2 separate regions of the Mus musculus genome follow, and region 1 is linked to region 2. A link is a loop called in an ENCODE intact Hi-C map of the cell type or tissue named here. Cell type or tissue: left cerebral cortex. All regions are shown on one strand.

Region 1 (8,000 bases), 110 kb after region 2:
GCCCATTTTAGGGAGCCCATGGCCGACACCCTGATGTGTTTGCGCTTCATGCACAGATGTCAAAAATGGTGTGACCTCAAAAACACAGTGTTCTAAGTTTTGTACAAAATGCATCATACACAACTGTGTGTGGATGACAGCAACCTGTGGTTAATCTCCATATCAGGGAGTCCCTTACGCTGTATAACAAAGCGACTCCAAGATCTGTTTCCATGACAACAGCAGCATCACACAGGAAAGAGAATGGAGAGAGTACAAAAAGCCTCTTTAGAAATTGCTACCAAAATGCACACACAGCTTAGGTTGCTAAAAACAAATCTACGGGCACTGGATTTAGGGTTAAAAAAAAAAGTCTTTTCTATCTTAAATATATTCTCTAATGTGTAACTATTTTTAAGTTTCTAATAGGAACTGATTCAGAACACTATAAATACCATCCATCTGCCAAATTTCAGGAGGTCTAAAATTAGGTTATCAGGTTCATCAATTCCCCTTAGAAGATTCTGAAAGAAAGAAAGAAAGAAAGAAAGAAAGAAAGAAAGAGAGAGAGAGAGAGAAAGAAAGAAAGAAAGAAAGGAAGGAAGAAAGAAAGGAAGAAAGAGAAAGAAAGAAAACAAGGAAGGAAGAAAGAAAGGAAAGAAGGAAGGAAGGAAGAAAGAGAAAGAAAGAAAACAAGGAAGGAAGAAAGAAAGAAAGGAAGGAAGGAAGGAAGGAAGGAAGGAAGAGAAAGTAAGAAAACAAGGAAGGAAGGAAGGAAGGAAGAAAGAAAGGAAGGAAGGAAGGAAGGAAGAGAAAGAAAGAAAACAAGGAAGGAAGGAAGGAAGAAAGAAAGAAAGAAAGAAAGAAAGAAAGAAAAAAAAAAGAAAAAAAGAAAGAAACCAAGCCTTTTGAGAGCAGTACTAGAATGGTACTGAAAGTTCAAATTCTATGGTAAATAAATGCCGTTCATTTAGAAGCTAAAAACTATCATGAAAGCAACAAAAATCTTTTCTCAAATAAAATTGCAATGGGCAATACGAACAGGAATTTTGTAGAAGGTTCTTCAGGTTGTCTATAAGCTGCCCTCTGAGCTACACGTGTTCAGAGCAAACCGTACATTATCCACAGCATCCTATGAGGGGAGGAAGATCCACCCCCATTCCCTTCTATGGGTTTTGCTCAGTTTCTACTTTTCTCCCCTTGATGAGACAGAAATAAAAAGCAGCACCAAACTGCCTGGGGTCTCTTCTCTTTGAATTGTTTACATTTATTTTTCTACCAGGGCTCTTTCTTTCTAAAAATATCCTGGAACAACAGCTAGGGAGACCCATTTATTCTCGGCTACCTACTGGGAGGTAAGGCTACTTCACCTATGTGTGTACCAAGTTATTTTCAAAGCTAGTCTTGTTCTTCCCTGGTGTTTCTGTTTCAATAAACAAAGGGAACCTGGGGGCCTATTGAGATCACGTCCATTCTCAGCGTCCAAGCTGTTCCACAGTCCACACTGCCATCGTCAACACTGACAGAGATGGGGTCTTTCACTTTCAAACTGAAAGGTATGAAGTGTTTCGCAGAATGGTCTTGTGAGTAATTTTCTTACCTTTGCAAGGGGCTCGGAAGTTGGATGTTAAAATTTTATGGCATTTGCACAAAGAACTGGGAGTTACTTTTTGTTCTCAAAAACTAGCCTTAACACTAAGAGGCCACTCTTAGCATGATGGGCTCAGGAAAAGCTGGTGGTGCTGGTGTCAACAAAGTAAAATCAGAAATTCTGTCAGTGTCAAGGTTAAGCCAAAATGAATCTCACTGGAGTTTGTTCATTTCTTTGCTAACTTGAAAGCCACCTATGAGCCAGATTCCCTGTAAGCACCAAGGACATCTAGGCAGAAGGATGGCTTTGCTCTCGAGGGACCATGCACCGTACATGAATAGAGATGGAGAAGCTATGACAGCATTGTGGTTTGGAAGTCTCAAAGGACTGTGCACAGAGAAGAAGACAAGAGGCAGCAGGATGCAGGTGGAGAAGGGGCTGGGGAATAGCATCCATGCTGAAGGGGCAGGGGTGTACTGGGAAATCTCCTGAGAGGACCAAGGCTAAACCTGAATCTTGAAGGATGAATAAGACTTGAAGGAAACCTGGCACTCTTCCTGGGCCCCTCTGGAACAGCACAGCTCAAGACTGGCACATCTTGTCTTGTTTCTCGGGGCTCCAGGCTCTGAATTCCTTCTAGTGCTGGAAACATTTATCTATTGGGGCTTCCTCTTGGGGACTATGCTAAGCTCTGAGTAAGGACCACCCTCTGGTGCTCCAAAGGCCAATCCATCATTCTACTCAGGAAGGCAGCTCTCTTTGTCTCTTAGGGCTTCTCTTGTTCGCATGTTGAGCATTCCTGGCTTGTTTTCCAGGTCCTTCTGCCATGACCCCCCTACCCCCACAGTGCTTTGGTTATTTCAGCCTTTTAATACCTATACACAGCCTTCAGATGCTTCCCTGGCTGTCCTGGGCCATCAGGGAAGTGGCCCCTTAGCTTTGGGATGCTCTATTACTTCTGAATGCTGCCAAGTTGTTTCCTGAACAGTGGATTCATTCATGCACCTGATTTGTTCCAACTGACCATTATACCCCACTCCTAGGAGTAGCTATACAATAAAAATATCATGACTGAATGCCCTTATTAAAACTAAAAATATTTCATTAAAATATTACTTACTATCAAACAAAATATTATTGCCAAACCAGTCAATTTAGAAGTACAATCACCAGGCAGAAACAACCAACAAAATCTTGGGGATACAAGCAAACGTTAAGAATAACTTGGTGCTGAAGAGGTGGTTCAGTTGTGAAGAGCAATGGCTGCTCATGTGGCAGTCTAGACATGTGCACCAAACGGCTTCATCCCACACTGTTGAGCAGGGAAGACCTCTCAGACGGGTGGTCATATTTCATACAGATGACATCTGAGAAACTGGTAGCAATTTGTTGCAGTCTCAAAGACTTGCACTACTAGCATTAAAGTAAGGCACAAATGGCTCAGTGGAATTTTAGAACTTTTCAAAAATCATATTGTACTGACAAGATTAAATGTAAAAATATCCCTAAATCAAATCATTCTAAATATCAAAGTATTAGCAGTTTTGATTCCTTAAATTCCCTCTGTGTCTGTGCTCCCTGCACATAACATCTGCCATCATCCTAATCTTAGTAGTCACTTGAAATTGAATTTAGGGACCTGGCAGCATATGAGCCTCTCTCTGTGTCTTTCCAGCCATCTCTCCTTATTGTTACAAACTCCATCACCCTGCTCAACCCAAATGGACTTAACAACTCTCTGCTGCTCCAGTAGTAAAAGCCAGAGAAACCAAAGTCTCCTGAAGGAGACCCATGAAAGAGGACACTGCTTGCTGGCCATAATTGAGAATATCAAGACCCTATTAGACAAAAAGAGAGAGAGAGAGAGAGAGAGAGAGAGAGAGAGAGAGAGAGAGAGAGAGAGAGAGAGAGAGAGAGAGAGAGAGAGAGATTATTCTCAAAGTTCTAAATTCAATCCCCTTATCTCCCGTGTCAGGAATGGTTGCCGTTTAGAATCTGATGGTTAATTGGATACTCTGATTGAGAAGATACATTGTATTTTAAAATAGTTTTAAAGGCCACATAGTCTAAGGCTAACATTGTGAACAATAGTCTTTTTGTTTCAGAAATAGTATCCAATCCCAGGACAAGTCCCTGGCTTCCTTGGCAGGGCCAGTTTATGACTATGTGGTACAGCATTACAGTCAGAAAATATAAAAATAAAGAAAAATCTCCATGAGTCCTATGATATTTCCCTTTATTGTTAGTAGGAAGCAAACAAAACCTTGTAACATTTTTCATCTCCCATATTATATATGTATATGTGTGTGTGTGTGTGTGTGTGTGTGTGTGTATGTGTGAGTATGTATGTATGTATGTATGTATATCCAACAAACATGTAGCAAGGACTTACCATGTACCAGGTATTGTTTTAGGTTAAATGGAAATGTAAGATAAGGTCCTACTCTTGTGTTGTGTTCATGATAATGAAAAGACAAAGTTAATTACTGAGTGCCAAGGTTTCAGAAGGTGATGGAGGGTTTGAAAACCATCATAGAGGAATAGGACACCCATTGTAACAATGGAAGGTGCTCCAAAGACATGTCCCCAGGGGCACACCATCTAAACAGGGTAATAGAAGATATTAATGTAGATGGGGAAGATCTGAGCTTGGTCAGCAAGTAGGCAGGAGCCAGGCCACCACTGTCATGGGCTTTGTCCTGCATGGTAGGAGCCATGCCGCACTCCAATAGCTGGCAAGTGGGACAATACAGAAGTGACTGATCTGCTACACTTGCAGAGTCTCACTCTGGCTGTTGTGTAGAGGAGGAGCCAGATTGGGGATCCAGCCATGAACAAGCGAGGAGCCCTCCAGAGGCTGCTCCGAAGGCATCTTTGCTGGACTCCCCCACTGTCCGGCTGCCACATTCACAGACATTTACTGCCTGTAAAATGGTACCTGAGAGCACAACTCCAAAATGGCAGTGGTGTGTGGATTTTAAAAAGTCTGTTTCTCTTATATTCATAAATCATTTCAAATTTTTAAAACACCTGCCATGTTTCTTCCTTCGCTTCTGGTTCTGTACATGAAGTTATTCCGACCTCCCAGATTTTAGTGGGAGGAAATGGTTAAAGTGGATTACCTTAATCTTGGCGCATCATTCAAACACAGCACATGCTAAGAGAGCAGCCCTGGCTTTCTAATTTTAAGGACTTCTGTGCCTACTTCTCTTCTTTTTCAAGCTTCTCTGGTCTTTTATTATTTTTTTGTGTGTGGTTAATTTTAGTAACTAGAGAACGACTTGTTTAAGAACAAATGAGTCAGTACAGTTTAATATCTAGAAACCTAAAATCACCCTCCTCCACAGACAATACCATTTCCAAGTATGAAACGCTCATGTTTTAAACATTTATATTTCATGTTAACACAAGAAAGCTTCTTGCTTTAGAGCAGGGATGGGGGAGGGATGAGACAGGGCCTAGAAACTGCAGAGGAGGAGCAGAGAGCCAACTGCCTTCTGAAGTGTGTTTTACGACCTACGAGGACATGTTGCCCAGGTAAAACAGTTGCAGCAGGTATTTCAAAATGTATATCGGATGAATTTCTCCTGGGCAGGAATAGCAGCCAGTGACTCTGACACAGAGTGGTCCAAGCAGTTGGGTGTGGGTGGGATTTCATGCTAGATGAGAGGAGTAGAGGTGTAGAGGGGAACCAAGCACGGCCCCATCCTAACCTCCTTCAGCCTGAAACATGCAAACCTTCCCAGATGAACAGCTGAATAACTGGCCTTAACGCCAAGGAGTCCCAGTCCAGAAGCAGTAGTAAGGCTGAGTGTGTGGCTCAGCACTGGAGCATTCTTCATGTGTACTAGGCCTTGAGTGTCGCCCCCAGCATCCTTGTGTGGCACACAGTTGACAAAACAGGGATCACCTTCAGAAGGTTGCTTTCCAAATTGGCATTAGAGAAAAAAGGGGGTATGTACTAAATTGAAAAATTCCAGTCACCTAGTTTAATGGGCATCTTATATTATTTTGTGAGGGTTTAAATTTAAGCACTCAGAAGTAACTAACTTGAAAAGAAAACCACACATCTGTTTATTCAAAAAGATGAGAAGCAAAACAGCAACAAAGAGAGGCTCAGTTCCTGAAGACCATGCCTTATGATCCAGGAAGCCAGGAGTGGTTCTGAGAGACCACTAAAAACATTTTACATATTCTCTCTGGAAACCCAGGCTTCTGGGACCGGAAAGCTCAATCCTTTCTCTCTTATTTTGGATTTTAAATGTTTTAAGTATTTTTCTAAACTAGGATTTTTTTTTTGGTTCAAATTTTATTTTAGTTGCTAGTTGTAAGAGCTTGTGAATTTTACAAATAAGAGACTCATGTACTTTAGTTTCTTTTGAGTTGATATATATATATATATATATATATATATATATATATATACACATATATATATGTATACACACACATATAATAACTCATCTCTCCATCTATGCAGGCTTGATGCGCACTAGGCTTATGCCATAAAATTTCAAGGAAATATATAGGAGCTTTGTAAACTTTTTCATCTTCCTTTGTATCTGAATAAGCTTAGGTAAATGCATGTATTCATATAGGAATTCATAAATAGAAATAAAGTATCTGAAAGTTTAATGATATCTACAAGTACTTAATAACATCAACGTCATATCCAGTTTTGTATATAGTACATCTTAATATTCTTAATTTTTCCTTTATTTTTGAGAATTTCATACATGGGGAGTAGACATTCATATTTCATTCTACACATACATGAATTCTCAGTGTTTTCAACAAACAATGGTAGTCTGTACTGGGGAATATAGAAATGAATAAGATTTGGGGGAAGAAAGCATGGTCTACAGCAAGGGAAAAGCATTCTATGCTAAGGGCTCTGCCATCAGCCCCTGTGACTCACCCTTTCCAAGGTGCACAGCCTGTGTACCTGACATGATCAGTTTTATGTGTCACCTTGACTGGGCCACTGCGTACCCAGATATTTTGTTCACATGTGACTCTGGGTGTTTCTCTGACGGTGTTTGGGGATGAGAGCAATGCCCGAGCTAAGGAAGGTAGGTGGCTGTCATGGCTAGCTTCAACTGTCAAAAGCACCTGGAAGGGTGCTTCAAGGAAGGATTATCTAGAGTAGGCAGACTTTGGGGCATGTCCGGCAGGGGTATCTCGATTGTGTTAATTGGGGTGGGAAGATTTACCCACTGTGGGCAGCACCATTCCTTGTCCAGGGGTTGAGAGTAAGCTGAGCTCTAATATGTGGGGATCTATCAAATGTGGATGCACTGTGACTAGTGGCTTCTAGATTTGACGGTAGCAGGCTGTAACCTGCCACTGTGGGCCAAAATAAATCATTTTTCCTGTAACTAAACCCCTTTACACTTAAGTTGTTTTTGTAAGGGTTTTCTATGGCAGCAAAACAGGAAGTGAAACTAAGAAAGTCCGTACCTGGGTGAGCCCAACCTAAGCCCTGAAAGTCTGAATAGAAGGAAAGACTGACTAAAGGCTTTGAACGTGGGCTTGTTTCTTGCTCCCAGAAGCTCCTCCCAGGCTCCTGGGCTTACCAGTGTTCATACTGGGGCTGGGCTGAGGTCATCAGCTCCCCTGGGTCTCGGGACACCGACATAGGGCTGGACCAGGATAGGTGATCCTCTGCCTTGAACCTCCAGCTTGCCAAATCAACTTTGAAAGTCTTGGGACTAAGCCCCTAAACCATGTGTCTAATCCTTATAGAAAACCTCTTTACACTCACACAGGTAGATGCTTCCTGTTGAATCTGTTTCTCTGGAGAGTCCCGACTTGGACCCTTTGTAAGGACTCAGGCTTTGGGGCTGTGTTAAACCAGGAAACACCATCCTTTCCTTCCTCTGAGGCCTGGACTCTTATAAAGCTGACTCCTCTACATCAGCCACCCATGTTACCCTCCTGGAGCTTCTAGGATGACAAAGAACAAGGTCCCCAGCTAACAGTCACAGCTAAGCCATCGGGTTTACACTTTACTGATCGATCCCACCCCTCAGGAGGGGTGATTCAGGAGAGGCATGGCTGGGCTCACACATTGTGTTCCCTTTTAAAAGTCCTTTCATTCCCTTTTTTTTTTTTCCTTTTGCAGAGGGTGGAGAGAGCATGCCATGGTTTGTATGTGGAGGTCAGAGGGCAGCTAACTGTCGGCACTTGGTTCTCTCTTTCTAGAGATCAAACTCATTTTGAAGCTTGGCAGCCATGGCTTTTACCTGCTGATCCTTCGGCCCTCGTTTTTATTTATTTTTAACTACTAACATTCCACTGGGTAGAAGTAAGCAAGATGATGTAGTGGGGAAACAGATCAGAGACTATGCGACCAACCCTTAGGGCACAGTCCTGCACTAAGGACAAAGGGTGGAGAGGGGACACAGCTAGAAGGGACAAAGACACCCAG
Region 2 (8,000 bases):
TCTCTCTCTCTCTCTCTCTATATATATATATATATATATATATATATATATATCATGTCATACTGAGTCTGGATTCTGGTACCTTTCAGAGGCATGGATTTGGACAAATGGCTTGTTCTTCCTGTCTCATCTACAAATAGGGAAGTCAGCACCACCTAAGTTACATGGTTATAATAAGGACAAAACAAGCCAACCTTTGTAAACTGATTAGAATGTCCTAGTAGGAGACTGGTAGACTGTCCAGTGCAGGGTGAGTATGCAGGGGACAGAGAAGGAAGGAACTAGCTGCTAGTTCTAGTGGTAGCTGTTGCTGATGCCTTCTCCTCCTCCTTCTCTTCCTCCTCCTCCTCCCTTCTTCCTCTTTCTTTTCATCTTCATTTTCCTCGTGGTACCTCTCCTCTCCTTATTCTACCTCCACTATGTAACCTAGGCTGGTCTTGAACTTTCAACCCTCCTGTCTCAGAACTTCTCAGCTCTGCAGTTTTGGGATTAAGGATGCATACCACCACACACAGCCCCCGGCTCCTTCAAGGAGAGGACTGAGCGAAAAGACCTTTGTATGATATTTGAACAACAAGCTAATGTTATAGTCAATATGCACATACAAGGTTCTTTCCTCATGAACTGCTTCTTCCTGAAGGGTGGCCTGAGCTTCTGCTAGAGCACAGAGGGCAAAGCCAGGGAGGAACAGAAGACAGGAGCTCCATGAAGATACACTAAGTGGTGGGGGTCGGGGAAGGGGGCTCCATGAAGATACATTAAGCACAGGCTCTCCTGGAGGCAGGTGTTGCTCACATATAAAGATACACATAAAAAGACATGCTAGGCTTCAGACTTTCCAAGGCACCTGGGTGCCAGAGGTCTAACAGGATTCCAAAGGCAAGTGTGGCTTTTGGTTGACTTTGAAACCCATGACCCAAGCTAAAGGTATCCCAAATGAATGATTATGACCACTTTTAAAAGGCATAGTTTGGAAAATTCCGGAATGTCTTAATCATGCAGAAAAGTTTAAAGAAGAGCACGCCAAAACACTCACAGATGTATCCATTAGCTGTGGTAAAGGTGAACATGTCTCTTTGTTCCTCATTATATTATCGTCACCCTCATCTTACAGAGAGGTGATGACCACTCCCCCGCCCCACCCCGCAGATCTCTGAGACTCAAACACATTGAAAACTGGGATCTGGCCACCCAATTCTTACTGTGCAAGCTTTCAGATGTCTACCCAGCATGAAGAGCTGGTTCTTGCCATCTCTTAAACGTCCAGAGCTGCACCTCAGTTTTCTGAGGGAGGGATACAGATATACTAGCTCTTTTATAAATAACATCTTCTCGGAATGCAACCATGTTCACTTAGTGACATGGTTTCTGTGGCTACAGTGGCAGTGTTGAACATTTGTGGCAGAGACAGAATGGGCCACAAAGCTGAAAATATTTATTACCTAACCTTGTAAGAAATATTTGCGCAGCCCAGCTTTAGGGCAACAGGCTTCACCTAACAGAGTATCAGTTAGAGTGATTGCAAATATTGCACCTAGATGTTTCCACAATCACAGACTCTGGGGAAGGGCCTCCTCTTGTTGTCCCACCTTCCCTACCCCCTCCCTCTTCCTTCCCTCTTCCTTCCTGCCCTCCCTCCCTCCCATTCTTTTTGGATACAGAATATCACTATGTAACCTAGACTGGCCTCAACCCCTTTTGTTAGCTTGCTGAATAGTGGGATTGCAGGTGTATGCTACCATGCTCTGTTCCAGTCTAGAAAAGATTATCTCAGGGTTCGAAGACTGGGAATCACTGCTGTAAGAGGTCATTTCACAGACAACAGGACCTCACAGTAGTAGCTGAATACATGTGTGATGACCAGCAATACTGTTTTATTTGTAAACTTATTCGTTCATTTGTTTGTTTAGTGTATATTGTGCATGCACTTGAGCATCTGTGTGTGCCACCTTGCGCGTGTGAAGGTTCTTGGATGGCTTCTAAGAGTTGGTTCTCCCTTCCACCATGTGATTTCCAGGGATCAGATTTTGGTCCTCGGGTGTAGAAGCAAACACCTTACCCTTGAAGCCATCTCATTGGCTCATGATTAGCAATACCCATGAAGCAACCCACTGCCTGCCCCTCTAAAGGCCCCTCTTCAGGTTATAAAAGATCCATGTCCTTGTGGGAGCATTTTCCCTAGATAGAAATGGCTGTGAAGATGGAGTGAAGAGCAGCTGATCAGTTACTCCGATGTCTGCGACATGGGCCAGAATGCCGAAGGATCAGGCTAGCATCAGCACCAATTATCTGGACCCATGCTGACAGTGAAGGTTGTTCCCCACAATGTGGAGGGCAAAGAAGATGCTGGGGGGAAAGCAAGAAGCCAGGTTGCCTGCAGAGATACAGCATCAACAACTAGCAGCAAATGAAGAGTGGCAGCTCACTGTAAACCCACTGGAGGATGCACAGGCCGTCAGGTCAGCCCTGGGGTGGCTGTCCTGCCAGCTGACTCTCACACACATCTCTATTGATGTGGCACATGGGCAATGGGCCCCTCTTTCAGGAAAACCTAAGTCTCACTCATCTGACACCCATATGGCATCTCCAGGCTCTAACTGCCAGGAGATGTAGAAAGAGAGGAAGTCATGACTTCTACTTCTTGTGTGTGTGTGTGTGTGTGTGTGTGTGTGTGTGTGTGTGTGTGTGTGTGTATGTGTGTGTGTGTGGTGTCTGGAGAGCCACCAGGTCCCAGAATCCTTCACTACCAAAAGTGCATGGGGGGCCCTCAATTTTATTTATAAATTATAATAGGTGTATGTGCTCATGTGAACTCCAGCAGCATATGACCATATGCAAAGGGTTTACAACTTGATAAGAGCTGGAAAAATATAAGAGGCTATTATGGTGTTAGCCATAGAAATAAACTTCACGAAGCCCAAGGTTTCTCTAAAATACTTCAGCGGCATGGACAGTTATGGAAACATCCAGTGATCTGGGTGATTCCAGCCTTGACTGGGGGTCAGAATGGAGGCTGAACGGGGAATATCTCTTCGGTCTGGCTTCTAGCACATTGTCTCTAGCCCTCCAGAGAGTTCCTTGGCAATCAACCCTATGTGGTAAATTTGAAACTGCTCAGTGGCCCAGATTAGCTCATGCATGGTCCCAGCTTAAAGGTCACGCTGATGTTATTGCCTGTGGAGAAGGATGAAGGAGAAACATGGAAACTCATCCCGTGTAATGCATGGCTCCAGGCCTGACAAGAGAAACAACCTTGTTACCTAAACGGGACTCACCATGCTTCACAGAAAGCCACTGGAGCAGAAACCTGCCCAGGCCGTCTGTATTTATAGCAGAGCCTCTGAGGAGCAGAGTGTTGGCCTTCTCTGGGCCTCAGGTTTCTCTATCTGAATCCTGGACCATGGAGGTGGGAATAGGGTTCCACATGAGGTCTCACAGGGCCCCGAGCTTGTCAGGAGGTGCCGGGTGCCGGGTGCCGCTGAGGGTGGGGAGGGAAGAGAGCAAAGCGGGGAGGCGAGGCTGCTGCTAAGATTAAAGTTGGAAACAACTGTACTAAATAGTCCCTTCAATTCTGTCTTGATATTTAGAAAAAGAAAACACCAACAAAACCCTTTTTATTTTGAAATCACTTAAGACTCACAAGAATTTGCAAAACAAGTACAGCCTGTTCCTCTTTGCTCTTCATCCTGCTTTCCCAGCGAGAGCATCTTACATAACCACAGCACATTAGTGGAGAGGAGATGCTGCCGCCCTGCCGCCAGCTGACTTGCGGCATCCTCAGGTCTCTAGATTTTCTATGCATGGTTATAACAAAGGGCTTGCATTGTACAACATGTGAATTGAATAGACCGTGTGCTGGGGAGGGAATCCAGTCTTGTTTGCTGAGCACATAGCATGGACTCGAGAGGCACAGCAACAGAGGAACCTGTCCGTGAGACCCATAACTGACGGATCTCACGTGAAGGGGTTGATTGAGGAGGGCGACTCCAAAGATCTATCCAAAAGTAGAAGTGGAAAGTTCCTCTCTAAGTAAACACACATGTCGTGACCTCTGTGGCCAGTTCTTAACAGAGTCATTTCAAATATCTGGCTGACTGAGGGCTCAGCCAGGTGTGCAGCCAGCCTGGGTCATGGGGAGATTGAAAGGCTGTGGGCCTTCCAGGTGGAGAGTCACCAGCTTCAGTGGGGGCTGAAGCCTAAGTGTGTTTATGTGTAAGTGTTGCAGGTCCTTGGGTCCTAAACAGCATTGGAGCTCCCTCTCTGTTACACCCATAGTCCCTGGCACCTTTACCTGGTGGCAGTACCCAGTGTATTTCACCTAGGTCTTTGCCCGTGATAGCTTCTACCTGCCACAGCCACAAGAATTCTGCCTGTTGCGGCTGATTCAGGGGTAGTAAGAAAGAACAGTGTTTTCTTTCAGAGGACACACACATACACACACACACACACACACACACACACACACACGCCCTAACCAAGCAGTCTGAAGCAAAGGAAAGATCTCTGAACCAACATCACTAAATCAGCAACTGCGATAGAACCAAGACAGGCTATTGAGGTTGAAGTATAAACGGCATCTCTGAGCTCCCCAGGGAGCAGGGTGAGAAGGCAAAACAATCAGAGGAGGATTCTCTGGGATTGCAAAGCCGAGTCCACAAATCTCCCAGCCCATCTCTAGCATTAGTTGTCTCTGTCACGGTACACCCACGCTCCACACGGCAACTACATCCTCACAGAACTGAGCTTCTATCATACTTTGCTTGAAGGTTCTAGAGAAAACTGCCCCATGGGTCATGTGTGGTAAGCTTGGTCCTAGTACATAAAGAAGGGTCTGTCTTAGAGTAATCCCCTCTAACGAGGTTAGTGGTCTTTCCCTTTAGCGAAGCATGTGTAAATGCTCCTTGAACTTTTGGGCAGCCTCTGTTTGAAGGGAGTATAAAACCCTCTGTCCTGCAGATGCTGTCCTGGCCTGTTACATTCTAACAGAAAGGCTCAAAGGCTCCACTCAGAAACTCCTGCTGTACGTGGTGGAAATGGAGGCTTGGCCTACAGGCTGTCTCATAGGCACAAATAAAATCTCACTTGTGAATCTAAATCTGGAATTATTTCCAAAAAAATCAATCAGAGGGGGAGGGGAGGATGCAAATTCTATCATAGCGTCTGCTAGCCTGCATCTTATCTCTTAGTTCTAAATATCATAGCTTGACCAGCTTTCCCTGGAAAACTGTGTCAACATTCCTATCAAGATGTTTCCAAGACCTCTTTCCTCCTCCTCTTCCTCCTCCTCCTCCTCCTCCTCCTCCTCCTCCTCCTCTTCCTCCTCCTCTTCCTCCTCCTCCTCCTCCTCCTCCTCCTCCTCCTCCTCCTCCTCCTCCTCCTCCTCCTCCTCCTCCTCCTCCTCCTCCTCCTCCTCCTCTTCTTCTTCTTCTTCTTCTTCTTCTTCTTCTTCTTCTTCTTCTTCTTCTTCTTCTTCTGAAGTTGGTTAAAAACAAGCCCTTAGATCTGCACCGCATAGATTTTGATGCTGATGGAGCTTTGGACTTCCTATATTCTTCCTGGCTGGACTCTATGTACGTACTAAAGGCAATGTGTTCTAGGTGAGTTTGCAATCTATCTTTAAGGATGGCGAGTGGTCCAGCCATGGGCAGAATTTAGCCTTTGGATGATCCCTGAGCTGAAGGAGGCAGCAGCTGCTAAGGATGGAGATGAGAATGGGTCCATGTGAACAGATGCTTCACAAGCCCTTTTTATCTGATAAATAAGGAAGGCAAGCTTTGGCTGGTGTGTGTGTGTGTGTGTGTGTGTGTGTGTGTGTGTGTTCCCATCCTGCATTTCCTACCCATATCTGAATTCCTCCAACATGCCCTGGAGGTTTCTCAGAGGACCTAAATGCCTATCCTTGAAAGCCTCAGGGTCAGGCTTTCTGAGTTCCTGGGGCTGTTTTTAATCCAGTGGAGCTCTGGGGCGCGACTTCCTTGTGTGGCTCCTCCAAGCTGCTTCCTCTGAATACCAAGGAAAATTCCCTGCTCTTACCATCTGATGTGTTCTCATGAATCATACTTGGAAGCCAGGCTTGGGTCTAAATGTCACCCGCATGCTGACTACACAGGCAACACTGAATACTCTGCTCCAAGGGTAATAAGGCTGGCATCATTATTGTGATCTGAAATTTCTTAGGAAATTTCTTTTTTTAACTCCATGAAACAGAAAGAAAGAAAGAAAGAGAGAGAGAGAGAGAGAGAGACAGAGAGAGACAGAGAGAGAGAGAGACAGAGAGACAGAGAGAGAGACAGAGAGAGAGAGGAAGAGAGGAAGAGAGGAAGAGAGGAAGAAAGGAAGAAAGGAAGAAAGAAAGAAACATATTAAAAATGTTGTTTTATTAGCAAAAACTAAAGCCAGAGTGATTTTCTATAACATGACTATTACTGTAATTGTGTCTCACCTATAAGAAGGGTTTGGCCCCATAGCCTTCTCAGAGGCTACATCAGTCTAGATCTCTCTTCATGGGAGCTTTAGAATGTTCAGTGCTGGCTAGGGGAGAAGCTCAGGGGTCAAGTTCTTGCCTAGTTTGCATTAAAGCCCTGTGCTCCATGTCTACCATCATATAAAACTGGACACAATCCCATCACTCCAGGGGGTCAGAAGTTAACTTCAGCTATATAGCAAATTTGATACCAGCCTTGGAAACATGAGACTTTGTTGCCAAAAAAAAAAAAAAAAAAAACCCAAAAACTAAACGAAACAAAACCAAAACTTTGTTTTTGACGAGGTTTGGCATTGCTGTAGACATGGCCTATTTAAGAAAGAACCCATTTCTGGTGGCAGGAATTTATTTTGCTTCTGTGAAGCAGCCATGTTTTATTCTGATGAATAACAATCATCTTCTTTAAAGTAAAATTTCAAATCTTTTTAGGTTTAATTTTATGTTTATGAGTATTTTGCCTGCATGTATGTATCACAGCACACACAAGCCTGGTACCTGTGGTCATCAGAGGAGGGCATTGGATTTCCCAGAACTGGAATTACTGATGGTTGTGAACCACTGTGTGGGTACTGGGAACTGGTGGGAACTGAACCCAGGTCCTCTGCAAGGCTAGCAAGTGCTCTGAGCCACCTCTCTAGGCCCAAACACGAGCTGTCTTTATAGCCGGGCTAACTTATCAAACCAAGCTTCATCAGCAGGATTCTAAAGATTCTTTGCCCAGGTGAACAAGATGCTGTCGCTAACCTTGAATCCACGGAGTCTTTTAAAGTACGCATAATTCTCCCCCAGCAAGGCAACTACCAAGTAAATTGTAATATACTTATAGTACTGATGGCCACGTAACAGTTGGAGCAAATTAGCTAGCTCTTTCTCTAAGAGCATGGACTGAGCGCCAAGGACTACTGTCAGACAAAAAGAGCAAGTCACAGAATCAAACAAAGGCTAGAATGACATTTATGTCAAAACCAGAAACATAAATATGGCCATTCCTCTACTGAACAATAGCGTGGCTTTTCTCTCGATAGATTTGTAAGCGACATGCCTCTGGGAAGTGTGGGGACAGACAGGTTCAGGGATGAAAGGGAAAGGACACTTTGAACAATATCTGAGAGGATGCAGGGGAGGACATGGATTCATACACCTTCCCTGTATCCCGAATGACGGTGAAGCCCCTCTGCTCGCACTGGGTCCGTTCCATTTGCTTCACGAGATGTCGGCTGCATGTTAGAGAAACCGAGGCAGATATCGTATCTGATAACGAATGGACTCTGCCTGCAGTTCCTTGAGCAACCTACCAAGAAGTTACCTATACCTATGTAAGAGTATTTGACAGCATAGTCTACATCTCTATAAGTTATGTTATGGGTCTGGAGAGAGGCTCAGAGGTTAAGGTCATTTGCTGCTCTCCCAGAGGATCTACATTCAGGCTCCACACCCATGTCAGGGATTTCACAGTGACCTGTAACCTGCTGTTCCAGGGGGATCTGATGCCTTCTTTCTGTCTCCTCAGACACTC

What was found. Peaks named below come from ENCODE experiments on the same cell type or tissue, not always from the same donor. Only the 100,000 strongest peaks of a DNase experiment are listed, where the experiment ranks them.
Region 1: a loop joins it to region 2, with 2.4 times the contacts of the local background. A loop is called at or near these places in 2 of 42 quality-filtered maps.

The regions. Positions count from the first base shown.
Region 1 is chr11:108,171,926-108,179,925 of GRCm38, forward strand. All of the region lies in intron 3 of Prkca (protein kinase C, alpha), which reads right to left. Gm11655 (a long non-coding RNA gene) reads left to right here and starts at 1,013. Exons shown (of 3, transcript XR_003949784.1): 1 at 1,013-8,000. In left cerebral cortex, no CTCF peak of the experiment used is centred here; DNase peaks (open chromatin) are centred at 200, 4,756 and 4,944; H3K27ac peaks cover 647 bases.
Region 2 is chr11:108,058,601-108,066,600 of GRCm38, forward strand. The region is part of intron 3 of Prkca (protein kinase C, alpha); the gene reads right to left. Among named protein-coding and RNA genes, the nearest start is that of Gm51922, 50 kb to the right of the region's middle. In left cerebral cortex, a CTCF peak has its summit at 3,759; DNase peaks (open chromatin) are centred at 3,716, 4,684, 5,770 and 6,009; H3K27ac peaks cover 3,754 bases.